Linked DNA regions of Mus musculus: region 1 is linked to region 2. The links are chromatin contacts, found by Hi-C or POLR2A ChIA-PET in ENCODE. All regions are on one chromosome and are shown on one strand. The core of a region is the stretch at or near the end of the contact, and the rest is flanking DNA. Distances in the headings are between cores, read along the strand shown. Region 1 has its middle 26 kb from the start of Fos. Region 2 overlaps Gm38543 (a long non-coding RNA gene).

Region 1 (5,730 bases), core at 3,063-5,562, 42 kb before region 2:
GGATATGAAAGCTTAATGTTTGTGATGGTTTGTATATGCTTGGCCCAGGGAGTGGCACTATTAGGAGGTGTGGCCTTGTTGGAGTAGGTGTGTCATTGTGGGCATGTACCCTCACCATAGCTACCTGGGAAACCAGTATTCTGCTAATAGCCTTCAGATAAAGACATAGAACGTACAGCTACTCCTTTGGTGGTGTTTCTATGAAGTCATGACAAACAATGACCAGCAAAAATGGCAAGGCGAACCAATACCACACAGCATCATCAGCAAAGACCAGCAGCAGCAAAGCCCAACCATGACCAGCAAAGAATGGTAAGGCATATCAATACCACACTGCATCGTCCACTGTTGGTTGGACTATATACCCTTTCCAAACATCACATGTTCTCTCAAGCGTCCACTCTGGCAAAACATCACATGCCCTTTTTCCAGGCAGCTTCCAAAAAAACACTACATGTTTGTTCTCCACAAAACATCCTCTCGTAAGACAGTTTCCAGAAAAGCAGCACATGACACCATTGAGTCTCCAAAGTAACCAGAAATTTCCACTTCGGAGTCCCTTCAATAATTCATCAAAAGGAGAATCTGGCTATTCTCAGGGCATGAGGAGAGGAGGCAGGAGAACTGAGCAGCCACTACTTCACCCATGCCTCCCTTGGCACTTCACTCCCCTCCTAAGGGTCCCTCCATCTTGTCCTCACTCCCATTTACCTCCATCCTGCAGGAGTCTGGGGACATGTGTGGCACTGGATCCTTGAGAAACAAAGAGTACCATGAAGAATGTCATCTCACTGACAGGGATATAGGCCCAAGCTGGGGACTGATGTATATAAGATAATCAGATTTCTAATGCTAATTGGATTACCCTCTTTGCACAGTCTTGCCATGCCTTCTGGGAACCATACTAGCCTACTGTCTGCCTCTGTTCACACCCTCTCTTCCCACCCCACACTGCACCATTTTCTTCACAGACCATCTTTCTTTCTGGACTTGGATTGTTTATATTGATTTCCTTGTTTTCCACACTAGAACAAAAAACACTTTGTAAGAATGTCTACTTTATCTCATTCATCACTGAGATAAAACAGCCAGCCACTTAAAAGGTGCTCAGTAAACATAGATGGGATGAATGGCCAGCACCATGTGTTGCTATAGTAACTTACTCAGTCTCCTCCACCTTGCATGGCATGACTAAAGACTGCCTTCTGTCATGCTCACCTTTAATGTGGCAAGCCCTAGAAAGACAACCAGAGAAAGACAAGGAGAATATCCTCCTACCAGAGGAACTTAGACTGTCCTGGTGACAGAACTTCTGACCCGTTCATGCTACTGCTATCAGACTGTGTCTAACAGCACAATTCCACAGACTGGGGTGGTTGCTATTGGTTGGTTGGTTGGTTGGTTGGTTGGTTGGTTGGTTGGTTGGTTTTAAGGAAAAAGAGCTTTGTTTTCATAGTTCTGACCTAAGGCCTGGGGGTCTCATTGAGTGATGACATGTTGAGCTGTCAAAGTCCTGAGACAGCACAGGGCATCAAACGTTGAGAGCTGGAGAGCTGGGTGTATACATGAACACATCCTCTGCTCTCCCTCCCTATGACACTACTGGAATTCAACCATGGGGGGGGGGCGCTCTTTTCTAATCACCTTCAAAGGCCCTGCCTCTAATTAAACACTATCTTCAGACCAAGACCCCACTGTGAACTGCGTTCTGACACCTGAAATGTAGAGGGTTACACAAACACCTCCAAGTCACAGTGTTGGTGTCTCTTAAGCAGCCCTTCATTGTTTTGCTGTATTTTCTTATGTTCTAGAAATCAAAGCCTACGCATGTCACCTGAAGGCTAAACCACTGAGCTACACGCCCAGCCCTTGTGGCCCCCAGTTTTAATTGAGGCAAACCAATGAAGCTATTTTGTCTACACATACTTCACAAACATGAAACATACGATATTCACAAACCCTTTTAGTTCTTTTTTTCAAAGATGTAAGCATTTGAGTGCTTCGCCTGAATGTAGGTCTACAGATCACATGCTGGTGGTGCCTAGATAAGCCAGAAGAGGGTGTCAGGACCCCTGGGACTAGAGTTATACATGGCTGTGAAACATGTACAAGTGTTCAGTTCTGGGAATTGGATGCAGGTTTTTTGTGTGTGAGGCCAGTGCTTTTAACAGCTAAGCCGTCTCTCCAGCTCTGAGTTCTTTTTTAAAAATCATATTTTTGTTGTGTATGCATGGGCCACAGCATGGGTATGTGTGGAGGTCAGGGGTAAACTTTGGGTATTTGTTCTCCCCTTCCACGGTGGGTTCTGAGTTTCAAACTTGGGTTGCTAAGGTTGTACAATAATTGCTTTTACCATGGGACCAGCTCCCTGGTTCGGGGGCGGGGGGGGGGGGGGCGGGGCAGCTCCCTGGTTCTCTTGTCTGCTCTTAATAATCACCAAATGTATCAAGATTACATGGCTCACCCTGGCTTGTGCTGGCTGAAGGAGTGCAGATTGTCTTAGCCAGCACAGCATCACACTGTTACCAGGTTCTCAGACCACAAAATGAGATACAAACATGTATCATTTTTCCCAGCGTGATTGCTGAATCACAGTGGGATGCCTGCAACACAAAGGATGGAAAGAAATAGAAGGCCACAGGATTAGAAACCATTCTGGCCAGGGACAGTGGCACATCCCTGTCATCCCAGTAATTACAAAACTGAGACAGGAGGATGGTGAAGTCCAGACCAGCCTGGGCTATAGAATGAGACCCTATCTCTAAAACAAGCAGACAGAAATAGGTGGGGCAAGGATGCAATGGGCTTGTCCTAAACAATATAACAAATTTACAGAAGGAGGAGGGGGGAAGAAGAGGAGGAGGTGGGGGAGGAGGAGAGGAGGGAAGAGGGAGAGAAAGCGGGAGCTGGGGAGATGATGGAGTTAGTAAAGTGCTTGCCACAGGAGCGTGAGGACCTAAACTCGGATCCCAGGGATCCAAGTAAAAGTCCAGTGCTGTGTCTCATGTCTACAACCCTCATCTGGAGATGCAAAGGAAGGCAGGTCCCTGGAGCACACTGGCAGACAGTTTAGACAAAGAGTTAAAAGTTTGGTGAGGGCGGGGCAGTGGCACATGACTGCTCTTGATTGACAGTCTGCAGGGACCGGAAAGCAGGTGTCGTGTTTGTCCTAAAGTAACCTTTCCCCCACAGATATGAATACTCAAAAGATCATTCGACAAATTTGTGATCATCGTCATAATAAAAATATATATACCATAGCCTCATATATATATATATATATATATATATATACTGGTGGCTCATGACCTAGCACTTGGGGCTGAGGCAGGGGAGTGATAAGTCTAAGGTCAGCCTCTACTACATATAGTATCCCAGGTCAGCCCAGGCTAGATAGAGAAGCCTTGTCTCAAATAACTACAGACAGACAGACAGACTCCTGAAGGGCATAAGGTATCCTGCATTCTTTTTTTTTTTAAAGATTTATTTATTTATTATATGTAAGTACACTGTAGCTGTCTTCAGACACTCCAGAAGAGGGAGTCAGATCTCGTTACAGATGGTTGTGAACCACCATGTGGTTGCTGGGATTTGAACTCTGTTACAGATGGTTGTGAACCACCATGTGGTTGCTGGGATTTGAACTCTGGACCTTCGGAAGAGCAGTTGGGTGCTCTTACCCACTGAGCCATCTCTCCAGCCCGGTATCCTGCATTCTACCGCAGAGATTCTAAAGTCCACTCTTTCTCTCCCCTATTGGTGTGTGTGTACAGTTGTTTTAGTTGTCTTAAAAAATTATTGTGACCCCATATGCATGCACCTGTATATACACACCCCAAACACACACACACACACACACACACACACACACACACACACACACACACACACACACACACACACACACACTTCTGTGATTCTTTTGCCCAGAAAGCCAACACAGCCGTGAATCCTCTCTCCTCGGAAGGCCTTCCAGCTTCTCCACACCCCTCCTTGGTGCTGTAGCTGCTACGGGCTCTCCTGCCAGGGTCTCCCTCAACCTCCAACCCCTAGGCTTCCTGCCAGCTCCTGTGTGAAGAAGGTGCACTCTCTGAAAGTGGCAAAGCCCTCCCTGTGGTTTCTATTACTTAAAGAAACCCAGTCTCCCCTGGGCACCAGCGCTGCCTTCCTCCTGGGGTTCCCCCAACTGGCTCAGCTGTCCACTGGTAAATGAACAAACTATCTCCAGGCAACAGCCTGGCCTACAGCCGGTGACTGGTGACGCCACGCCTGATGTTCCCCTCAGCCTCACCCAAGTCTGTTTGGGCTCAGCTGTCTGCAAGGTTTTCTTTTGCTTGTCAGTTTGGGAGAGATCTTTTGCTGATTGGCTGTGGTGGGGATGGGGTGGGGCGCTGAGGTCAGAAGCCCTGAATTCAGGGAAGGCAGCTATCTCCCTGCCTGGAATTTTTTTGGCTCCCTGGAGATTTCCCCAGCATGGTAATAATATCTCCAAGAGCCAGTGTGATGACACATGGTAACCCCTCGGGCAAAGTGGAAGCCACAAAGCCAGTGGGGCATCAAATAATTCACTAATGCTCTGACCCTATGCTCAGCTCCAATCCAGAATCCTACTTACTATTAAGCTGAGTGAGCTTCAAGGATGCCACAGACATGACTAAAGGCCAGCCTGCTGTTTAATGAAACTAAAGAAGCATTTCAGAAGTTGGCGAAGGGAATGAGAGATACCAAAGGCTGCAAGAGAAGAATAAGGAAGGGGTGGTGAACTCTGGCCAACAGGAACTGCGTGAGAGCAAAGAGCAGGAAGTTCCGGTGTGTGTGGTTGCATAGGACAGAGACTGTAGGGAACGGTGGTATTGTGGGAATGGGGATGTAGCTCAGTGATAGAGCACTTGCTTCACATGTACAAAATCCTGGGTTCTCTCCTCGGTACCATAAATAAATAATAAATAAGTAAATGAAAATTATAGCAAAAATAAGAATGTATGATATATTTCAAAAGGCTAAAAGAACCTTGAAGATATGGGCGGGGGGGGGGGGGGACGGAGACGGAGTTCGAGACAGGGTTTCTCTGTGTAGCCCTGGCTGTCCTGGAACTCACTCTGTAGACCAGGCTGGCCTGGAACAAGTGCTGGGATTAAAGGCATGCGCCACCACTGCCTGGCAACCTTGAAGGTTTTTAACATAAAGAAACAATCAGTGGACCTGGCTGGACAGCTCAGCAGGTGAGGGTGCTTGCCACCAAGTCTGACAACCCAAGTTCGAGGCCCAGAACCCACACAGTGGAAGGATGGACGGTTCTCAATGCACAAGGCAGATAGCAGAGTTCGGGTCAATCCTTGTCTCGCTGAAGAGCGCCCTCTGCTGGTAGTATCTCCCCGGTTAGTTTGTAAAGGGATTTGTAGACTTATGGTTGGCTGCTCCCCATTACAGGCACTCTGAGGGACCTGGCCCTAGAATGACTACCTGAATAGACACATGTTCCCCCACTAATGCTAAGTTGACAGCCATTTGAGCATCAAATGCATCAAGGAGAGCTATAAACTATCTACTGAAGAATTAGGGCAAGATTGCCTAGCTCAAGGAAATGAAGACTCCCCCCCCCCAAAAAACACTGGCTTAAGCCAAAACCCCACACCCTGGCCCTGACCCTGGCCCTCTGCTTCCGGTCTTGAGTCCCTCCCCTTGGGGTATCTCCTGGTCTCCTAGACAAGCTGATGTCATCCACACATA
Region 2 (5,584 bases), core at 2,120-4,619:
TTGTTGTTTGTTTGTTTATTTGTTTGCAGCTTTTCTCCTTTCAGCCTCTTCTTTGCAGCTCAGTTTGTCTTTTTGGAAGTTCTCTTCCACTAGTCTCAGAGGGACTTGCACTTTTATCACTTCCTCTGGCAGGGAGGGGCCTGGTGACTCTGGTGAGTTTCAGGGACTTCCTGAAGCTATTTCTAGTTGTTCAGTTTTCTGCTTAAGGAGCCTCTGTGCAGGAAGCAATGTTTCGCTTTTGGAGGAAACTGCATCCTGATGACAGGAAACTGTCCTAGTAGGGCTATTGGTGATCCAAAGATTCTAGTACATGAAAGGGATTGGGTTTGTTTAGGGGATAGAGTCTCACTGTGCAGCCCAGGCTGGCCACAAACTCACAGAGGTCCTACTGCCTCACCCTGCCCGAGCTGGGATTGAAGGTACACTCCAAGAAGTAGTTTGGCCCTCTTCATTTGTTTGTTTGTTTGTTTGTTTATTACTTTTGAAACAGGGTCTCACACTGTTGCCTGGAGTCAGCCATCCTAGGCCTCTTGGCCTCCCCAGGGCTGGGACTCCAGGTATGAACCACCATGGGAGGCCATACAGTTCTCGAGTTGAACTTTTCACTTCTCTTTGCTTCTCATCTTTGTGAGCCCCATGGACACCAGAGTCAAACAGTCAGGAGAAAGATGGGAAAGTAAGGTTGGAGCGGGAGTGTTCACGGAGCAGCGTACGTTCTACTTTGAAGAGTTGTTCTTTAATATTATTTAACTGTTTTCGTCCTTATATACAGGGTCTCATATATCCCAGAATGGCCTCAAACTCACCACGTAACGTAGGATGACCTGACATTTCTGATCTTACTTCTCATCTCTTGAATGCTAGGATTATCGGTGTGCACCACCCCGTCCAGTTTATGCAGTACTGCTAGGGCTCCGTGCATGCTATGCAGTCCACACCTTCTACCAAATGAGTTACATGCCTAGACCCTAGCCTTGAACATTTACAAAATATTTTAAACTTGAAAATTATCCTGCTTCATGGTTTCAACCACCCCCATAAGAATTACTAGGGGGACTCATCAGGTCCGAGGGACATGTGGGGCTGACAGTGACGAATCTACTTTTATATCTGAGAAAAGTCATCACTGAAAAGCACCAGCAGTGGGGTCTCTTTCCATCCTGGCTGCAATGCGGAAGAGGTTCAAGGTACACGCATGTTTCAGGTCAGGCAGGTCATGCTTCCCAGGGTCTCACGCTGACCTTGGACAAAACCTTTACTCTGGAAACCTGGCGGGGAGAGGCTCCATTCAGCACTGGGACAGAGAGGTGTTGTGGGAGAGCGAGCCCAATCATAACAGCCAGCACTTGGTACTTCCACAGTGCTAACAAAGAATCACTCCATCTATACAGCCCTCCTCAGTCAAAGCAAACACAGGGGGTGCCCACATCCCATGGTACAGAGCAGGAAATACACCGGGGAAATTAATTGTCCTGTGGTTTAAGAAAGTCAGCAGCATGGAAGGTCACCACAGTCCTTTTGTTGAATTGAAAAAGGAAAGAAAACTCAGCAATTGGGGGTTGGAGAGATGGCTCAGTAGTTAAGAGTGAGTGCTGCCCTTGCAGAGGACCCTCCACGCACATCTGCATAGACTCACACACACACACACACACACACACACACACACACACACACACACACAGACACACAATACCAAAACCCAAAGCTTACAATGAAAAGGTAGCACAACCAAAATGCAGAGTAGGAAGAGAAAGAGTTTATGTTAGTGTGTGTCTGTGCGTGTGTGTGTGTCTGTGTGTGTGCTCGCGCATGAGCACATACTCTTACAATACCATTAAGCTGTAATCAACGGAGGACGTGCTGAAATGGAGACTCTTTGGGCCACATATGCCCATGTCATGTTTGGATCTAACAAAAAGAGGACTCAGGCGTAGAAGCTTGACTATAATGAATGACCTTGGAAAGGGTCGTAAATCTGCTTCCTGCGCTCGAGTTAAATCTAGGCACTCAGAGACCACGTGCCACCACCCTCCTCCCCCAGGTTCTCATCTAACATGGAGAACACCCTCACCACTTCCACCTCTTCAGGTCATCTTTAGTATGCAGTGTAAATTCCACCCCATGACTCCCCCCCTTGGCATAACCCAGATATTTTGTCTCTTAGAAACCACAGCATTCTGTATTCCTGGAAATGTAGAAAGGAGCAATAGCATTAGAAAGCAATGGATGATGGTCGAGAAACGATCTTATCTCAGACTTTCAAATACCCGCTGGCAGAGTCAAGACAGGAGGGAGACTTGCCGGGCTCTCTAATACATTTACTGGGTAAATAGTAAACGCTTGCAGTTCCTGACTTAATCAGAATGAAGTTCATTAGGATAAAGAGCTGTGCCCTTTAGTCCTCTTTGCATTAAGCAAGTTCCTAATTTCATTTCATTTCACTCACATCTCTGAAGGGAATTACAGGCTGTAAGGCAGGCCAAGAAGGGGGCAAAGGGAAATTAGCAAAGATATTCACCAGGGCAGATGAAAGGGAGAGGAGGTGGTGGGTTCCCATTAGAGCCAAGGGACTGATGCTCCCTGACCATCCCAAGACTAGGCCAGCCATTTAACTTCTTGTTTTTAACTTTGTACTGTGTCAGTCTCTCTCCCTGGGTTTTGAAAACATGTTATCAGGTCATCGAAACCTTTTATGAAACATCTCAGACTTGTATGTGCACGAGCTGGTGAGTGCAGTCTATCTGACTCTGGAACTGAAGATTTTAAGGCTTTTTTTTTTTTTTAATAGCAGGATTTGCCTGAAAGCCCCGAGGAGAGATTGTTATCTCTAGACAGATGCTAACTTGGTTTCACTGATGGAAGTCCAGGGTAAAGTTAAAACTGCTTCCAGTTTTAACGAAGCTGGGAATGTGTGGCTCTGGTAGCATGCTCACCTAATATGCCCAAGGCCCTGGACCTTGGCTTCAATGCTCAACTGAGGGAGGCAGGTAGAAAAGTTTCTGTGGATTATGTCTTGGAATGTTAACTCCATCGGTATGGTAGTATTATTTATCAAATATCTGGCATTTTAATATGTAAAAAGTGACTGTGTAGCTCTTTCTTCAGTTTGGTTTTAGTTCATTTGGAGAAATCAAGGGTACATCACTACATCCCACCCCATTTGCCACTGCAGGCTGCTACCAGACAGAGAGAAAAATAATAAAAGTCCTTAACCCGAAGTATCCACCCAAGGTCATTTGGAATTTTTTTTGATGTACGCCGGCTAGAAGAAATCTGGGCATCTCGGTGGGAAATGTGGGTAAATGATGTCATTGCACAGAATTAGGACCAGACGGAGGAAATGGAGCCAGATCCTGCAGGGGGTAGCACTGAATCCAGGAATTGGGTATGAACGGCTCCGACTGCTTTTGAGAGCATGAAAAGCATTAACTGGGAAGCCAACCCATTTCTAGGACTTGGCTGAGAAGATAATGGCATTGCTGAGCGGAGATGCGGGCTGGGAGCCGACGTCCTGACACTAAAATACCGAGCTGTAACAGACACTGAGAACGAGGAGCAAGACTCCCACAGGAGACTTGGTGTGACTATGGAGCGATGTCATCTGTGGGGCTATAATCAGTAGGAGCAGAGCTGCACGTTGAGCACGTTTTCTCCTGGATCTGGTTCTTGGCGAGGGATCCAGACCGCAGCCTCCAAGATCTGTTACAGAAATAAACAGCTGGGAGACAACAACCAAAACAGCAACACGGGCAGAGCGGGCGGGAGCCGAAGCTCCGCCCCTGCTAGCCTCCGACCAATCAGAAGCCTGTTGCCGGGGTCCTGTGTTGGGCAGCCTGACGTTCCCATAGAGACCAAAGAACATTACACACTAAACACTGGGGGCGTTGACGTCTATGCGTTTTAGCCATGGAGACGACAGAGCAAACGTCATCCCTCCCTCCTCCTCCTCCTCCTCGCCTCCCCGCCCTCCCTCTGCGCCAGGGGCGGAGGAGCGTCGCCATCACGTGTTGTCAGCTGGGCTGGAGGTCTGGTGGGCGGGGCCTGTTGTCATGACTGCCGAGGCTGCTGTTGTTGTTTGGAGCTGTAATTAGAAAGTGCTGAGGCGGCAGTGGAGCCAGAACAGATTCTGGAACAGTGTCTACCGCCCCCGGGCCAGCGAGGGTTCCCCAGCCCTGGGAAATCCAGGACACCCCCTAGGCTGTCCCAGCACGCCTCAGCCTCATGTCCTGAGCCAAGATCTGTCTGTGAGCCTGGGACTCCAGACTGAGGCCAAACCTAGACCACTCCCTCCACCCTCAGTGGACCATAACTGTCTGGGTGACCTCCCTAACCACTTCTCCTCAGACAGTAGACCACAGAACAGCCACTAACCAAACTACCTTGCCCAGGAGGCTAAAATCAAACCCAGCTTAGAGAACTCCCACTGTTGGAATTAACCCCAGAGTCAAGGAAAATCAGGAGAGGAAAAGTTTAAATTTTGCCTTTCGTATAGCAGAACTCGAGGCATTCATTCCGTGGAACTCTGGTTGAAGGCCTGGGGGAAGGGATGCCTAAATGACCCCCCTTGAAGGGAGAGGACACTCAGAAGTCCCCGAGAACTGTGATTTGCAAAGTCGAGAGAGTCCTGAAATGTTTAGTTCAACAACTGAAGCTGAATTCTGTCTTAAGGAGACAAGCCAGCTAAACATGAGGAGTGTTTGTACTCTTGCTCTCTTCTTTTCCCTTGACCCAGCTCTGGAAACAGTTGCAGAAAGATTGAAGCAACAAAGAACAGAAAGAAACAGAGTCGACCCTCTTAAGGCAACCCCCAAACAGAACGCAAGTTCTGGGTGATAAGACATGGCTGAAGTGCTCAGGACTATACATAATCACCATCTTGATTTAAATTTGGGTGCCTTATGGGGCCGGGGAGTCAGAAGATTACTCACTTGCATTCAAAGCAATCGTTGTAGGGCATTGGGTGCGCGCGCCTGGAATCCCAGCGTGTAAACGGAGCAGGCACATTTCCCAGTCCAAAGATCCCTGGCCATACAGCAAGACTCAAACTCAAAACAGCACCCAAAATGTAAGCAGATGGGTGAGTATAAGAGAGTGTGCTTTAGAGACTGAAGGCATAAAGAAGGAATTCGAGGAAAATGAGTGGCTTCGGAAATGGCCTGGTATTCTTCGGTTCCTCTGCCAACACATATCCCTACGCCTTCTCCATCTTTGACCTATCAGCACCTCAGGGTTTCCTGTTACCCCGCAATAGCCCTTCACTGAGCGTCCGATAGACGTTTAAGCACCTAGCCACAAAGGGAGCTCACCCCCCATCCTCACCATGCAGTGGACAGTGCTGCTTCCCATCCTCTTGCTCCATCCTCTGACCCACCTCTTTCTCACTTCCTTGGCACCCTTCTCTAGACAGCTCTCTTTCCCTTCCCTTCCCTCCCTACTCTATTGCTCTCTCCAGGTCTCTATTCATCAACCAGCACTCTCTAAACCTTTGTCCTATCTTCCCATCTCCAAGAACATTTTTTTAAAAAAGGTCTCTGCTTTTAATTCAACACGGCAGCATTTTGGAACTCTTGTCCCGCTCCAAACA

The links. Hi-C counts contacts between places; a loop is a spot of excess contacts on that map. ChIA-PET counts read pairs that join two places held with the same protein, here RNA polymerase II (POLR2A).
Region 1: POLR2A ChIA-PET joins it to region 2 with 12 read pairs in Patski. The contact joins two enhancer-like sites. A Hi-C loop is called at or near these places in 14 of 37 maps with a recorded cell type or tissue (T-helper 17 cell, T-helper 2 cell, heart and 3 more). POLR2A ChIA-PET finds 5 or more read pairs at or near these places in 4 of 5 experiments (Patski and embryonic stem cell).

Annotation. Positions count from the first base shown.
Region 1 is chr12:85,496,553-85,502,282 of GRCm38, reverse strand. No RefSeq gene overlaps it. Among named protein-coding and RNA genes, the nearest start is that of Fos, 26 kb to the right of the region's middle. Within about 2 kb of position 4,312, at least 2 of the 3 ENCODE cell types and tissues checked have a DNase peak (open chromatin) inside an H3K27ac peak, as active enhancers do; they include heart, where a contact is called at or near this core.
Region 2 is chr12:85,453,720-85,459,303 of GRCm38, reverse strand. Gm38543 (a long non-coding RNA gene) reads right to left here. Exons shown (of 3, transcript XR_001780659.2): 2 at 4,929-5,045; 3 at 2,156-4,081. Among named protein-coding and RNA genes, the nearest start is that of Gm38543, 4.5 kb to the right of the region's middle. RefSeq lists an enhancer at 3,015-4,904. Within about 2 kb of position 3,369, at least 3 of the 3 ENCODE cell types and tissues checked have a DNase peak (open chromatin) inside an H3K27ac peak, as active enhancers do; they include heart, where a contact is called at or near this core.